Regions from separate parts of the Homo sapiens genome. Here regions 2 and 3 are each linked to region 1. A link is a contact called in ENCODE Hi-C or POLR2A ChIA-PET data. All regions are on one chromosome and are shown on one strand. Each heading gives the region's core, a stretch centred on a gene start or an enhancer-like site at or near the end of the contact. The rest is flanking DNA. Distances are from core to core; before and after follow the strand shown.

Region 1 (4,814 bases), core at 1,507-4,006:
TGCTGCCATCTTCTCTCATTTTCATGATGATTATGGTCTTGAGGTAAGGTTTCTTCACTGCCACCATCTGATCTCGATCTAGACTGATTCATCCTGAGATTCCTGGCTTTCTGTTCAAACAATATAAACAACATTCAAGGTGTTAAGTCATGGACCACATTTGGCTTTGTATTTTTAACTTGCAGTTTTTCTTAATTTTTAAATGTTGTCCCCTACCCAAATACTGTATTTGCCAAATCTTGCAGTGAGAAGCTTACATATAAAATGAAAAACAGCTTCTAGGAAATACAACACAATTGGCACTTACTTCTTTGCCTAAAGCCATTAAGTCAGACTGGATTTGGGTTTACCACACAATGCTCATGCCTGAATACCATAGTGATTATCTCATTTTTGACCATGTTGACGATCTGGAAAAGTTGATCCAGAAGTCCTCATTTATGTTTCAGGATCTGGGTACTTCACATTAATTACAAATTTTAGGCTTGAATTATGCACATTCTTCACTTAATGAGCAAAGGGATACTGGGATGATATAATTTACATTTGTTTTCAGCAAGGTATTCTTTCCAAAATAAGGCTCATGAATGTAATATTATCCCCCACTGCACTTTGATGAGGTGAAAATCATTTAGCCTAATTAATATCTACTGAACAAACTGGAAGGTGGTCTCTTATTAAAGCTTACCAGGAAGACTTTGAAACCCAACAGGAAACAAGACATCATGTATGGCTCAAGGATTGTGAAAGTGCATCAGAGCACTTTGTATCACCCCATATCAAGCCTCATCCTTAAGCCTGGAATGGTTAGTCCCAGGAGTTTCAGAATGCCAGTGAAACTTCCTGACTTTGCCTAAGAAACCACTATTTTTGGATTATATTTAAGTGTCACTCCTGAGAAGCTCACTTTTAAATTACATGGAAATCAAGAGAGAAAGATGTTTGTTTCACAAATATTTTAGAATTTCTTAAATACATCTATTCAGTAAGTCACACTAAAGCAATGGTTCTCAAACTCACTTAAGGGTATTTTTAAAAATCTAGATGCCCAAATCTCATCCCCAATCCTTGATTAGAGTTTTCCAGGGTAGGACCAGGTCTGCTGTTAAGAGCTAATTTGGGTGTTCTGCAGATGAAATAAACTATTCCTCGACAATTTCTGGCATGTCACTAAAGGGTATGAGTAATACAGCACCTGACTCAGTAGAGGCTGGAGGCTCAAATGGCTAGGCTACCAGTGAAGCAACTGTGCAACTCTGCCTCTCGAAATACACTAGGTATTTAATAAGCAAGCTGCTTTAAATATAAGGTGAAATTAGCCTACAAGTCTAAAATACTGTTGGAGTAAGCAACTATTCAATTTCACCTGTAACACTAAATTACAAATTCAAGGATTTTTTTCACTGTGGTTATTTTATTATGTCATTTTGAACAAATGACCTAGTAACATTATCCACTCAAATATGAATTAACACTACTAAAAACTCAAGATCTCTATCTTCAGATTAAGACCATAATTAGCAAAGAGCATATTTCGTAGGTACAGCAATAATAGGATTTTTGTAATAAATAATTTTACAAGTTGAAGCCTATCATAAAATCAAGTTACCCTAATATTATTTAAAACTTGAGCTTCTCCTTAAAGGTAATTTTCTTATACAGTTAATCACAATGAAAACAAAGCGAATACCTTATTTTCCTTTCAACACGCTTTTAACATATGCCATGGTATCCATCCTTCAATTGTTTGTGCCTTTTTTGAGAGCTGCCCATCTGAAGCAATAAAAGAGAGTTGAATAATTCAATAAACTGTTTCTTTAAAGGCCAGGAACGGGTGGTAGTCTCCCCACTCTGCTGCAAAGCCAAAGCAAATTCTCCAGTGGATTTTGTTAGACACATCTAGAAAATTAGATCCCCATACAATTAGGTCACGAAAACCTCCCGCAAGGCCCCTACCTTCCGCAACAAACTTAGGCCTTTCGTCCTACACTGTCACTGTTCCTGGGTTTACGCCTCCTCTCTCAAAGGCCTTCCTTCCTATCCCGTTCCCATTCGGATGTTACCAGGGTTAGGCGTCTCCGGCTTACTTCTAAACCTTGACTTTCTTGCCACCCCCGCCCTCCGTCCCGCTACTGGTTTCTTTCCCGGCCGTTGCGACGGAAGCTCGCGCCGGGGGACGATCCCCACTACGATAAATAAAGTGGGCTCAAGAGGCCCAACCAACCTCTTCCCAACCGAGCCTCAAGTAACGCTTCCCTTAGAGACCTAGATTCTCACAAGGAAGCAGGTGATAGACGGTGCATCCCAACCAATCACCAGCCAGCGGAGCGCAATAAGAAGGCAGTTAACCAATCGGAGAAGAGATGGGTGGCTCGAAGGATGGCCTGCTTTCCCCGGCGTCTCCAGGAAGTAGTGGTGGGACCCAGATCTTTCCCTCGAGCCCACCTCTCCAGGTCTTGGGCCTTCGCCCTCCTGTCCGGAGAACGTGTGCTGTGGGCGGCCGTTCTCTCGGGTGCTGGAGGCTGTGGTTGGGAGGCGGGATAGGCTTGCCGCCGCGCCTCCGGAGCCCGCTGTGCCCTCGAATTGGCCACTGAGGAGAGAAGCCGGAAGCCCGTGCTGCAGCGTGGGGTCGTCCAGCTGGAGGGGATACTCGGGAGGAAGAACGGCAGGCCCCAGCCCTTCTTTCCCGACAGCCACGCCGCCCACTTGGCGGCGGGGAGTCGCTCCGCAGCCGGCCCGGAGCTCGCCCGTGCAACTGAAAACTGCGTCCGTCGGGAGCTAGGGTGCCTGGCGTCCCGCGTTCCGCCCTCTTGCGCCGCCCTTACAGTGCCTCCTCCTCGAGGCCAAATGCCCGGCCGCTCAGCGCTCGTGGCAGCCGCGTAGTTGCAGAGACACGGTCTGCTTTCCAGGCTTGGGAAGTCCCAGCACTTAACTCTGCGCGTCGGTGTCGCTCGTTTGCCAGCCAGACTATAAAGTGCACCCAACGGTGTATGCGTCTCTTTACTTCCGGGTGTAACGTACTACCCAGCCAGGCCCTTTCCCTTGCTGTGCTTTGGAACCTGGAAATTACAAACCCTAATAAATTCTGAAGTCTGTCTGTCTGTCTATCTCTATTTGAGACAAGGTCTCATCCTGTCGCCCAGGCTAGAGCGATCGTAGCTCACTGCAGCCTCCAGCGATCCTCCCTCCTCATCCCAGTAGCTGGAACTACAGGCGCTTGCCATTAATTTCACATTTTTTCTTTTGTAGAGACGGGGGTCTCGCTATGTTGCCCAGGCTGGTTTCGTACTCGGCCTCAAGCAATCCTCTCACCTCAGCAAAATGGGATTACAGGCATGAGGCACCGCACCCCACTATATTTTGTGTTTTTTCACCTTCCCGCTAGGAAAGCAGTTTGAAACTCCCAACATTCCTCCCTCTGATTTTATTTCTGAGATGTGAGGCTTACTAAACTTACCTCACCGTTAGTTAAGATGCTGAGTAGGTCTCTGTCTAACCTGGTATAGTCCCCTTTCCTGACATCCCTACCATCTGATGACTTCATCACTGGAGAGTGCTCACAATGCCGTTACTTGTTATTCTTCCGTTTGTTCTTTCATTTCTGCATTAACTTTTGAGGAACTACCATATCCCCATTATTATGCTGGGCACCTGGATAACAAGCTACATGCAGTCCTTAGCATCAATGAGCTACCAGTGTAGTAAGGATCTATGGACAAGTGTTTAAAATAAGCATATGGATATGGATACTAAAATGGAAATATATAAAACAGCCTAGAAAGCCCTTCCAGATCTTTCTTCTGCTTACATTTACAGGCTGTTGTCTTGGCACTCCGAAACTGCTTGAAGTTCCGCCACAAGATATGGGAACTCCTAAGCAACCCCCAACTCCACTTTTACCTAATTTCCTCTGTCTCCCAAAACTCAGCTCAGTTCTCATCTTTAAGGAATTTTTCCTGATACCTCTGAAATAACACCCTTACCTCACCCTCCAGCCCGATATTTACACATAAAACTAAGCAAATGTCCCTTTTGGGGGCTCCCATACTCCCTCTATATATAAAACCCTATTTTAGCATGTATTCATGTATTTAACAAATAGTGAGTGTGACTATGTATTAGGTGCTGGTGATGACAGCCGTGAATCAGACAGTCATGTCCTCATAGAATGAAGTCCTTGCCCTCTTTTCCCATGGAAAAAGAGCCATTGAGCAAATACTTAAGATGATTTTCTGTTTTTAGGTCTTTACTACCTAGAGTCTGAACTGCTTAAGTGTGATCAAATGGTCTAATTCATTTTTGTAATCCCAGAACTTAGCACAGCACTTGGCAGAACATTCTCCTCAGCCTACTGCATAGATGAGCAGAGAAAAATGCAATCTTTTGGCAAACGGGATTAATGCACACAGTACAACGACTTCAGATATTGTGAACACACATCATAGAAAATAACAAGTAGAAATCATTTTTAATATCTGTGAATTTTGGAGAGTGCAATCAAATGCAATAATCCAAGTGCAAATACTTTTTACATGTTGAGTGGAAAAGACATATGTGTCTCTTCCTATTTTTCCTATTTCCTATTATATACCCTAAGAATAAAAAAAAAACTATTATAAAAATGTCTAAATAAAAATCCAATCAAGTGATTTACCAGGTAGGAAGTTGCAGGTTTTTGTGAGTAGAGAATCAGGTAATGTATGTAACTTGAATCCAACACCTTGCTTCAGTTTTTGTAGTCCAAGACAAAATGACTACAAAGAGGGGCTTAGATACAACAGCTGGAACAGACAGATGAATCATTCTGGATATCT
Region 2 (4,814 bases), core at 1,540-4,039, 500 kb after region 1:
CTGGAGAGGCATTAAATGAAATTTCCATGAGATTCCTGGAAGGTTTGATTAGAACATAGTCTTTGGTCTGTTTCAGCAAGCTGAGGAGCACACTGTTGCCTGGGGATTTCCATACCCCTTTCTTACAATCTGTGAGACAAAATATCCCCACGTGGATCTTTTCAACTTAGATCATGGCCTCCTTTTCTTGCACAGACACTCATGTGTCTGGATTATCCACTGGGATAAAAGCAATCACAGGAGCACTGACAGATCTCATGGCGCCATCCCGAATATTTCTGAGCATCTCTGCATGGTGTGCCAGGTGACCACTTGCCCTTTGCGGAGGACTAGGAGGACTACCATTGCCCCTCCTGCTGGCTCAGATCTTCCTCTGACCACAGAGGGTTTGTCAGCGATGCCCTTCAGGGGGAAGAGAAACCAGCCACCCTGGGAGGTCCCCGCTAGTAGGTGGATCCACATGTTTCCAGGTCACATACCCACCCAGGTCCACACTTGGACAAGTCCAAGTCCAGCACCCTCTAGAACCTTGGCCTAGAGATGGTCTCTAACCCTAGTCCAGCCCCTTCTCCTGGGTGGTGCATTTTTTTCTGAGGAGCCTTGAGCTCTCTCCTGAAATCTGACTGTTCTGCCATCTGCATCATGAGTATCAGATCATGGTGATGATCTGTGGATATCTGGTTGCAAGTTGTAGATAAAGATTGAGTGCACTCACCAACCGAAAATCGTGGGTACAAATAGATCCTTAAGAAAGCAAAGACTCCACCTGCTGGATAATTGGAGCCTCAGCTCTGGCCCTGCCGGGACATCTGGTTAAACACACTCAACAGTCCAGGGCTCTAGACAGAAAAGGAACAGGAAACAGGCCACAGCAGGAGTCAGCAGATAAGCCAATTAATATCAGACTTTCACACCTTTAGACTGTTATTATAATCACTATGGTAACCACTAGATGAATATGAAAAATGTGCAATTTCTAAGCTAATAGAGACGGAAATGAGATAATAAAAATAATCTAAAATGTACAATTTCATTAACCGTAAATGAAATGTTTTCATTAATACAAAGTTGGTCAGACTATATACTTTTTATGAGAGCAACTAAAATATAAGGAAGATACAGAAAGGCTGAAAGAAAGGAATTTAAAAAGATGTAGCATCCAAACCCTAACCAAATGAAAGCTCATATTGCTCTATTAATATTAGACATCTTTTCCTTTAGGATAAAATGCATGATCGGTATTATCCTAGATAAAGACAGACAATTCATAATAATAAAAGGTTTAATTTTCCAGAAAGATACAATCATTCTCATGATTTATGTACACAGAATAATATAGCTTCAAAATATATAAAGCAAAATGTTGTGGAATAAAAAGGATAAAAAGACAAATTCATACTCATTGTGAGATATTTTAATATCTTTTTATCAGATATTGATAAAATAAATGGATAAATATTTATTAAGAATATAGAGGAATACAGAATGAATAATATTCTGTAATCAGCAAACTTGAACTAATGAACATATGTAGAAGACTGCATTTAAGAGCTGTAGAACACACATCTTTTTAAGGATGCTGTGACACGCTGACCATATGTTGAGCTGTTAAACAAGTCTGGAAAATTTTCAAAGGATAAAAATTAGATGTTTTTTTCACTTCAATGCAATTAAGCTAAAAATCAATAACAAAAAGATAACCAGAAAATTATTTTGTGTTTGGAAATTAAGCAGTACTTTTCTAAAGAACCTATGGGACAAAGAAGAAATCATAATGGAAATTAGAAAATATTTTAAAATACATTATTATGAAATATTGTATATCAAAACTTGTGGAATGCAGTTAAAGCCATGCTTGGCAAAAAATTATAACCTTGAAGTTTATATTAGAAAAGAATGAAGGCTAAAAATCAATGTGCTAAGAATCTGTCATAAAGTCTGGGGGGAGAAGAACAGGAAAATCAAAGAAAGTAGAAGTAAGGATACACAAGGATACAAGCCAAAAATAATGACTTAGAAAAATTAACACACAAAGGAGGCTGAAGAGGGCCAAAGAGCGGTTCTTTTAGGAGGTGAATGAAGCTCAACTCCCTGGCAAGCCTGTTAGGGGAAAAAAGGAACTAAAAAGCTAAAATAATAATCAGTGGTCAGGCACTATGAAGCAAATTTTTGCTAATGATCTTACCATCATTAAAAAGATAAGTGAATTATGCCAATAGGTTTGAAAATGTAGCGGAAATGGACAAAGTCCTAGACTCATAGCAGGGGTTCTGCAATGTTTATTACGATTGAGACCTTAACAGTTTAGACCCTGTATTGCTCATCCCATGCTATCCTCCGGAACTCGGTCTTGGAAATGCCAGACTAATGTGCATGAGAGAGAGAAGCTTAGTGCAAAATTCAGCAGGCAGGAAGGATGTGGTCACCATCTGACAAGATCCTCAGGAGGCTTAGAGGCAGGAGGGGCCATCTGCCCTGCCCCCTGTGGCCTCATGGCTGCATCCGCCGCTCCCTGGATGGGGCTCGGGGGTACCTGGGAGCATGATCCGTCCTTATACTCCTCTCACATCAGTATCTAAACTCAGAGTTTACAGAACAAGGGAAACTGCCTAGAATGAGGCTTGTATTCCTAGGGGCAAGGGCTTTCGCCCACCCTCACACAGTTTAATGTCACCTGCCTCCAGATTGTGTTAACACAGAGCCTCTGCACAGCCTCCTTCGCGGTGGCCTCAGACATTTCCGGAATTAGTTGTCAGAGGGTAGGCCCCCGCGCAATGCCAGCTTGCAGAGTGCAGAACTGGGAGCCACCAGGACATTGTGTTTCTCCAAAGAGCGGTGCAGGCCCGGGCAGCGACCTCTTGCTGTTCAGCAAAAAGCAAACATTCAAAGCAGTCCCTGCGGGCTCAGCGTGGCGACCATGAGCGCACGTTTGTGTGCCGGCTGACTCTCCTCCTCGCATAGGAGGACCAGGGCGCATTGGTGGCGGTGGGAGTAGGCACTCTGCAGAGCTGCTGGCCCGAGCTCCACATTCAGCCTCAAGTCGCACTCTTTGTACTGGATGTTTTCAGAAAAACAGCAGACCATGCCCTAACAGCCTTAATGAGCCTTGTAACTGCATCTGCTCTTAACAGTAAAAATTAGTGCTGAACAATGGGACCCTCACTCATGGGGCTACTGTGGTCTGGCAGTCAGGACGGGTGGGTGGTCCTCGCTGCCACTCACCCACCCGAGAAGGGGACTATTTTTAGACTATGCTTCATTTTCCCCTAAATACAGTATTTAAACCACCGTGGTCAGAGTTGGTCTGCTTTTACAGCCCTCTACTTTTTATTTTCATCTCCATAGTGAGTGAGGGATATTGATTCTTTCCCAAATGCTCACTCTAGTACGAAACGTTCTTTTTTCCTTTTCTTTTCTTTTTTTTCCAATTCATGTAAAACAGTAATATAGGAACACCTGCTATGTGCAAGTCATATCAAAGTACCTGATTTTTATATCTCCTCATCCAGGGGTGCCTCCTCCATCAGTGGAGGCTGGTGGGTTCAGAGTGGTGCATGATACAGATCTTTGCAGTAAGAAGAGCTGCACTGAAATCCAGCCTCTGCCACCTCCCCATTGCGGGGCCTTGGATGCATCACCAAAGGCTCTGAAATCCGCTTTGCTCATCTGCAATGGATGGATGTAATTGCTTTAGTGAGTTACAATCTTGGTTGAGCTGTAAACAAGAGGGTCTTGCTTTCCTTATTTGCCCCTCGAACTGTGCTTTGTGAACCTTCGTTTTCTACTGCTTCAAGAAATGACAGCTTGGCCAGATTCCATATCACTTCACCAACTTTCTTTTTTTAAATTCTTAATAGAATTTTGAAAAGAGTATTTTTAGGTTTTCAGAAAAATTGCACAGAAAGTACAAAGAATTCCCATATACACTCTCTGCACCCACACAGTTTCCCTGTGATTAACATCTTGCAAGTGTGATACATTTGTTACAATTGAGGAGCCAATATTGATGAATTATTATTAACCAGAGTTAAGAGTTTTCATAGGTTTCACTCTTGGGGTTTTACATTTTATGGGTCGTGGCAAACACATAATGACAAGTATCCACCATTATAGTGTACAGAACAGCCTCACTGCCCTAAAAATCCCCTGTTCTCCCTCTCCCTCTCCCTCTCCCTCTCCCTCTCGGTCTCCCTCTCCCCACGGTCTGCCTCTCCCCACGGTCTCCCTCTCCCTCTCTTTCCACGGTCTCCCTCTGATGCCGAGCCAAAGCTGGACTGTACTGCTGCCATCTCGGCTCACTGCAACCTCCCTGCCTGATTCTCCTGTCTCAGCCTGCCGAGTGCCTGCGATCCGCCACGCCTGACTGGTTTTCCTATTTTTTTGGTGGAGACGGGGTTTCGCTGTGTTGGCCGGGCTGGTCTCCAGCTCCTAACCGCGAGTGATCCGCCAGCCTCGGCCTCCGGAGGTGCCGGGATTGCAGACGGTATCTGGTTCACTCAGTGCTCGATGGTGCCCAGGCTGGAGTGCAGTGGCGTGATCTCGGCTCGCTACAACCTCCACCTCCCAGCCGCCTGCCTTGGCCTCCCAAAGTGCCCAGAGTGCAGCCTCTGCCCGGCCGCCACCCCGTCTAGGAAGTGAGGAGCGTCTCTGCCTGGCCGCCCATCGTCTGGGATGTGAGGAGCCCCTCTGCCTGGCTGCCCAGTCTGGAAAGTGAGGAGCGTCTCTGCCCGGCCGCCATCCCATCTAGGAAGTGAGGAGCGCCTCTTCCCGGCCGCCATCCCATCTAGGAAGTGAGGAGCATCTCTGCCCGGCCG
Region 3 (4,814 bases), core at 1,544-4,043, 350 kb before region 1:
AGCCTGGAGCGGCTAGGACACCCTGCAGAAGGTGGCTGGCTGAGGATGAATTGAGCACAGAGGAAGGGTGCACTGAGAGCCATCAGCATTGAGCACACCCCTGGATCCAGCTCTGCCTGAAGCTAGAGCCATCTCTGACCTGTTAGATATTGTCGTTCTATAGCAGAAACACAGTTGGTTCCATTTTCCTACCATGCATCTACCAAGTTGGAGTAGGAAGGGACTTTGTCTACTTTTTATAGACTTCAGTATGTCCTTCCCCCAGCTTCTTTACCCAAGGAAAAGAAGACAGCGTTGGGTAGAAGCGAATTGTTTGAAATAGAGAGGGAAGGAAATAGGAGCTTTTCTAAGCGAGGCCTCTTTCTCTTGGCAGCCAACAATTCTAACTGGCTTAGAGTCCAATAGTCCTGAGCAGTGCTGTCCAATAGAAATATAATGGGAGACTTATGTATAATTTTACATTTTCTAGTGGCCCTATTAAAAGACCAAAAAGAAATTCATTTTATTGATATATTTTATTTAGCTCAATATTTCCAAAATATTATCACTTTGAGATGTAGCCAACATAAAAAGAAGTTAGTGAAATAGTTTGTGTTCCTTTTTTTTTTTGTACTAAATCTCTGAAGTCCAGTGTGTGTGTTGTAACTACCGCACATCTTAAGCCAGGCTAGACGTATTTCAAGTACTCAGTAGCATCTGGCCAGTGGCTGCTGTGTTGGACAGCACAGCTCTTGACCAACGCAGATCTGGAAATGCAGATTCACTCCCCAACGCTAAATTTAGTGCAGGCAAGATCAAGAGGTAGGAAACTCAGCCTCAGCCCAGATCCTCCAGGTTCCTCCCACACACTTGGGGTGTGCACTGCCTGACTTCTATTTTAGTCACTCATCATTGAAAGGGTTTTGGCTCTTAGGCAAGACTTTCCCTAAAAATAAAACTTGGGGACAACTGAGCTCTTAATCTATGGGCTTATTAATTGCTTTAAGTGGAGTTTATAAATCAAGATTTATAAAGTGTGGATCTGACTCAAGTCATTTTTCCACAATGTTGGCTAATCATTTTCTCCTGAATGTTGGAAGGAAGAGGTCACGACTTGGGTCATACTTGTGTCACACTGCAACCAGCTGAGCAAAAAGAATCCGTGCCACTGAAAATAGGTTAGGTCTGTTCCTTCTAAATGGTTCCTTTATTATGTAAGTGACAATTTCTAAGCAAGATTATTATTTAATGTCTAAGATTGTGGGAACCTCTCACCTTTGTGTCCTTTTTGAGTTTCAGTCCTCTCCCCTCTTATTATGATGAATCCAGGCTCTGTTATTTTTACCCCCTAAGTATCTCTTTTTTTTTTTTTTTTGAGATGGAGTCTCGCTCTGTCACCCAGGCTGGAGTGCAGTGGCGCAATCTCAGCTCACTGCAAGCTCCGCCTCCCAGGTTCACACCATTCTCCTGCCTCAGCCTCCCGAGTAGCTGGGACTACAGGCGCCCACCACCACACCTGGCTAATTTTTTGTATATTTAGTTTCACCGTGTTAGCCAGGATGTTGTTGATCTCCTGACCTCATGATCCACCCCCATCAGCCTCCCAAAGTGCTGGGATTACAGGCGTGAGCCACCGCACCCAGCCTTTACCCCATAAGTATCTCTTAAATATATCTGTTTCCACCCAGTTTCATCCCATCCAGTTAGTTTGCGCAGCATCATTTCTTGCGTGGACAATTGCAGTAGTCTCATGACTAGTTCTTAGCATCTGATCTGCCTGGACCCATTCCTCTACCGGAGCCAGAGTGATCTTGCCAAATGTAAGTCTGATGTCATTGTTCCCTGGCTTCCTGTTGCCCTCAGGATAAAGCCTGGGGACATTTACCTGGCCCCTGAGGCCCTGCGAGGCTTACCACTGCTCCCTTTATGCTCTCCCTCACCTCATCCACACTGGTGGCTTCCCACTTCCTGGTGTGAGGAGCGAGCTCCTACAGGGCGTTTGTGCCTGCTCCTCTCACTTCCTGACTGCACTGGTCTCCGCCTCCTACCAAGTTAATGCTTACACGATGTTTAGATCTCAGATGCTTGATCACTTCCCAAGGGAAGCCTTTCCTCACATCCTGGACCTACGTGCTCCTATTGTATGTTCTCTTAACACAGTTTACCTTTCGCTTGTTGTATAATACTCACCACAACTAAAACTCTACATACTAATGTATGAGGTGTCATCTCACACCCATTGGGATGGCCACTCTTAGAAACACAAGAACAGAAAACAGAAAATAAGTAGTTGGTGAGGATGTGGAGAGATCGAAACGCTTGTGACCTGTCAATGGAAGTGCAAAATGGTGCAGCTAATATGGAAAACAGCACGGAGGTGGCTCAAGAAATTAAAAATAGAACTACCATATAATTTGGTTACCCCACTTCTGGGTATATACCCAAAAGGATTGAAAACAGGGCCTCAAAAAGATAATTGCACACTCATATTTATAACAGCGTTATTCAAAACAGGAGGTAGACACACAATTCAAATGCCCGTTAGAAGATACATGGATGAACAAAATACAATATATACACACAATGGGATGTTATTCAACCTCACAAAAGAAGGAAATCCTGTCACCATTCTACAACATGGTTAAAGTTGAGGACATTATGTAAAGTGAAATATTCTAACATGGTTAATTAAGAATTGAGGACATTATGCAAAGTGAATAAGCCAGTCACAAAAGGCAAATACTCTATGGTTCTGCTTGTATATAGTGAGTACTCGTAGAGACAGGAAGTGCCATGGCAGTTGCCGGGGCTGGGGGAGGGGAAATGAAGAGCTGCTGTTTAATAGACACAGAGTTGCAGTTTTGCCACATGAAAACGTTTTAGAGAGCCGTTGCACAACAGTGTGACTTCGGTTAACCATACTGAACTTTCCTTAAAATGGCTAAGATAGTAAATCTTAAGTTTTTATCACAATTTTAAAAATGTACGTTTGTGTGATTTACTGATTCATATCAGCTTCTCTCTGTAAACTGGAAGCTCTGTGAGTGAAGTGAATATTCTCAAATATATCCTTAGTACCTAGTACCCATCTTTTTTTGGTATTCAGTAAATATTTAAATGAAGGAATTCATAACATTGAACAACCTCTCGTGTACAATTGGGTGGGTCTGTAGTTGGCTCTGTGCAGTTAGTGCCTGGTATCTGTTTGCTGCATTAACACAAACAGATGCCAAGTATTTCAGCATTTATACAATTATAATTGTATAAATTACACACAGGATCTGCACCTAAGAAGTGATTAATAGATTAATGAATTTAGCATTTTTCTTAAGAGAAGTGTGTGCAAAAAGTCAGTACCACAAACCATATATTTTTTTCACCCAAAGAATGATAGACACTTCCATTTAAAATTTCAGCCCAACTGTTTTAGCCACATAGGTGATGTCTGTGGCATGATATTCATTGATATTGGCGTTTGGAAACAGTTAATAGTCACACTTAATTACTTCATGGAAAATGTTTGTTTTGGAGATGATATTAAAGGAGAGGCATAAATGAAATTAAGATGGGTATTTTTGAGCACCTAATTCCAGGAAGTACTACGCTAATCATTCTCCGATAGTTTTATGATAAGAGATTAAAACTGAGGAAGACAGTGGGCCACAGATGGCACTAGCAGAAGTTTATGTACCCTAAACCAACACATGGTTGGGCAGCATTGTCATTATGATGTTCAAGGGACTGCCATTTCCAAAGTCATAAATATAAGCGTGTAGTTGGAGACAGGTTTTGGTTGAGAAAAATGTGACGCATAGATAGCAGCCAGCCTCCAATAAATCTGGGATGATTTCACGGAAGAAATAGAACTTCTCTGGGGCATTGTTCCTCAGCAGATCAGGGGGTGGGTGCTCCAAGGCCCGCTGCCTTGGAAGAGGCTGAAAGTGAAGGGTGGATCTGGCCCTGCCAGCTCAGTTGAGGCGTAGGATTTCAGTGGCAAGTAAAGCTGTATTACAAGAGAAGAAAAGTTTAGGATTTGGAAAGTCTATCCCCAGCACAGCATCTTAATTAAAGGAAAGAGTAAGGAAAAGCAGAGAGTAAAGTGGCTGTGAGTGCAGTAAAGAAGCAGAACTGGGGAAAGGAGAGCAAGGGAGGAAACAGTGATTGATAACGGGAGGACGAGGAGCCTGACTGTGATGGGGAAGGCCAGGTGGAGCCATGAAACCTGGAAGGAGAAGCTTTAAAAATTTCACCGCAGGAAATTACAGGCCTGTTGAGAAACTTTACTACGTATGGCATCAAAACAGAGTAAGACTGACCATGAAAAAAGATCCTTTAACATAGTAACTCGGAATTTTGCCTTTTTATGATTAATGTGGGAAAAGTAATTCTTAGAAATAAAAGGAAATGGAGGGAATATCAACATATGAATTTTATTTTGTGCTCTTTTTCTGAATGCTAAATCGTTTAAAATGAATCCTTAATAAGAAAAAGGAATAAGCCTTTGTCTGGAATGTAAAGAAAGAAAGAATTTTTCCACTATTCAAATAGAATTAAATATTGCATTGGGGCATTGTAATAGTTTTCTATAATATAAACTAATTGATTCTAAGTGAGATTTTAAAATCTAAGATGAGCATGATTTTGGAAAATAGCTCATTATTGCTGAAATTGTTTCGAACAGGAAATATAAAATCAAGAAGCAACTTTAAATAATTAACAAACTTGTCTACTTGGGGATTTATTTTTATTTAAAAAAAAAAACTAATCCTTTTTTCCCCTCAATGTTTTCAGTGGTTCAAACTTAGTGGAATAAACCTAATGAAGTAATATTCTCA

The links. A loop is a pair of places that touch in the nucleus more often than their neighbours do. ChIA-PET counts read pairs that join two places held with the same protein, here RNA polymerase II (POLR2A). Pooled maps may share reads with other maps.
Region 2: a pooled map shows a loop between it and region 1 (6-fold over the local background). The contact joins the enhancer-like site here to the promoter of RNF6 in region 1. A Hi-C loop is called at or near these places in 1 of 37 single-sample maps with no recorded cell type and 4 of 50 pooled maps.
Region 3: a map of naive thymus-derived CD4-positive, alpha-beta T cell shows a loop between it and region 1 (2.4-fold over the local background). The contact joins the enhancer-like site here to the promoter of RNF6 in region 1. A Hi-C loop is called at or near these places in 1 of 168 maps with a recorded cell type or tissue (naive thymus-derived CD4-positive, alpha-beta T cell) and 4 of 50 pooled maps. POLR2A ChIA-PET finds 5 or more read pairs at or near these places in 1 of 52 experiments (CD8-positive, alpha-beta memory T cell).

Annotation. Positions count from the first base shown.
Region 1 is chr13:26,219,558-26,224,371 of GRCh38, forward strand. It overlaps RNF6 (ring finger protein 6), which reads right to left and starts at 2,757. Exons shown (of 5, transcript NM_005977.4): 1 at 2,446-2,757; 2 at 1,691-1,773; 3 at 1-110. The coding sequence starts at 92. RefSeq lists enhancers at 1,529-2,410, 2,411-3,292, 2,438-2,817 and a silencer at 1,938-1,987.
Region 2 is chr13:26,718,947-26,723,760 of GRCh38, forward strand. No RefSeq gene overlaps it. Among named protein-coding and RNA genes, the nearest start is that of GPR12, 39 kb to the right of the region's middle. RefSeq lists an enhancer at 2,472-2,561. Within about 2 kb of position 2,790, at least 5 of the 41 ENCODE cell types and tissues checked have a DNase peak (open chromatin) inside an H3K27ac peak, as active enhancers do.
Region 3 is chr13:25,872,303-25,877,116 of GRCh38, forward strand. The region is part of intron 33 of ATP8A2 (ATPase phospholipid transporting 8A2); the gene reads left to right. Among named protein-coding and RNA genes, the nearest start is that of SHISA2, 180 kb to the right of the region's middle. Within about 2 kb of position 2,794, at least 4 of the 41 ENCODE cell types and tissues checked have a DNase peak (open chromatin) inside an H3K27ac peak, as active enhancers do.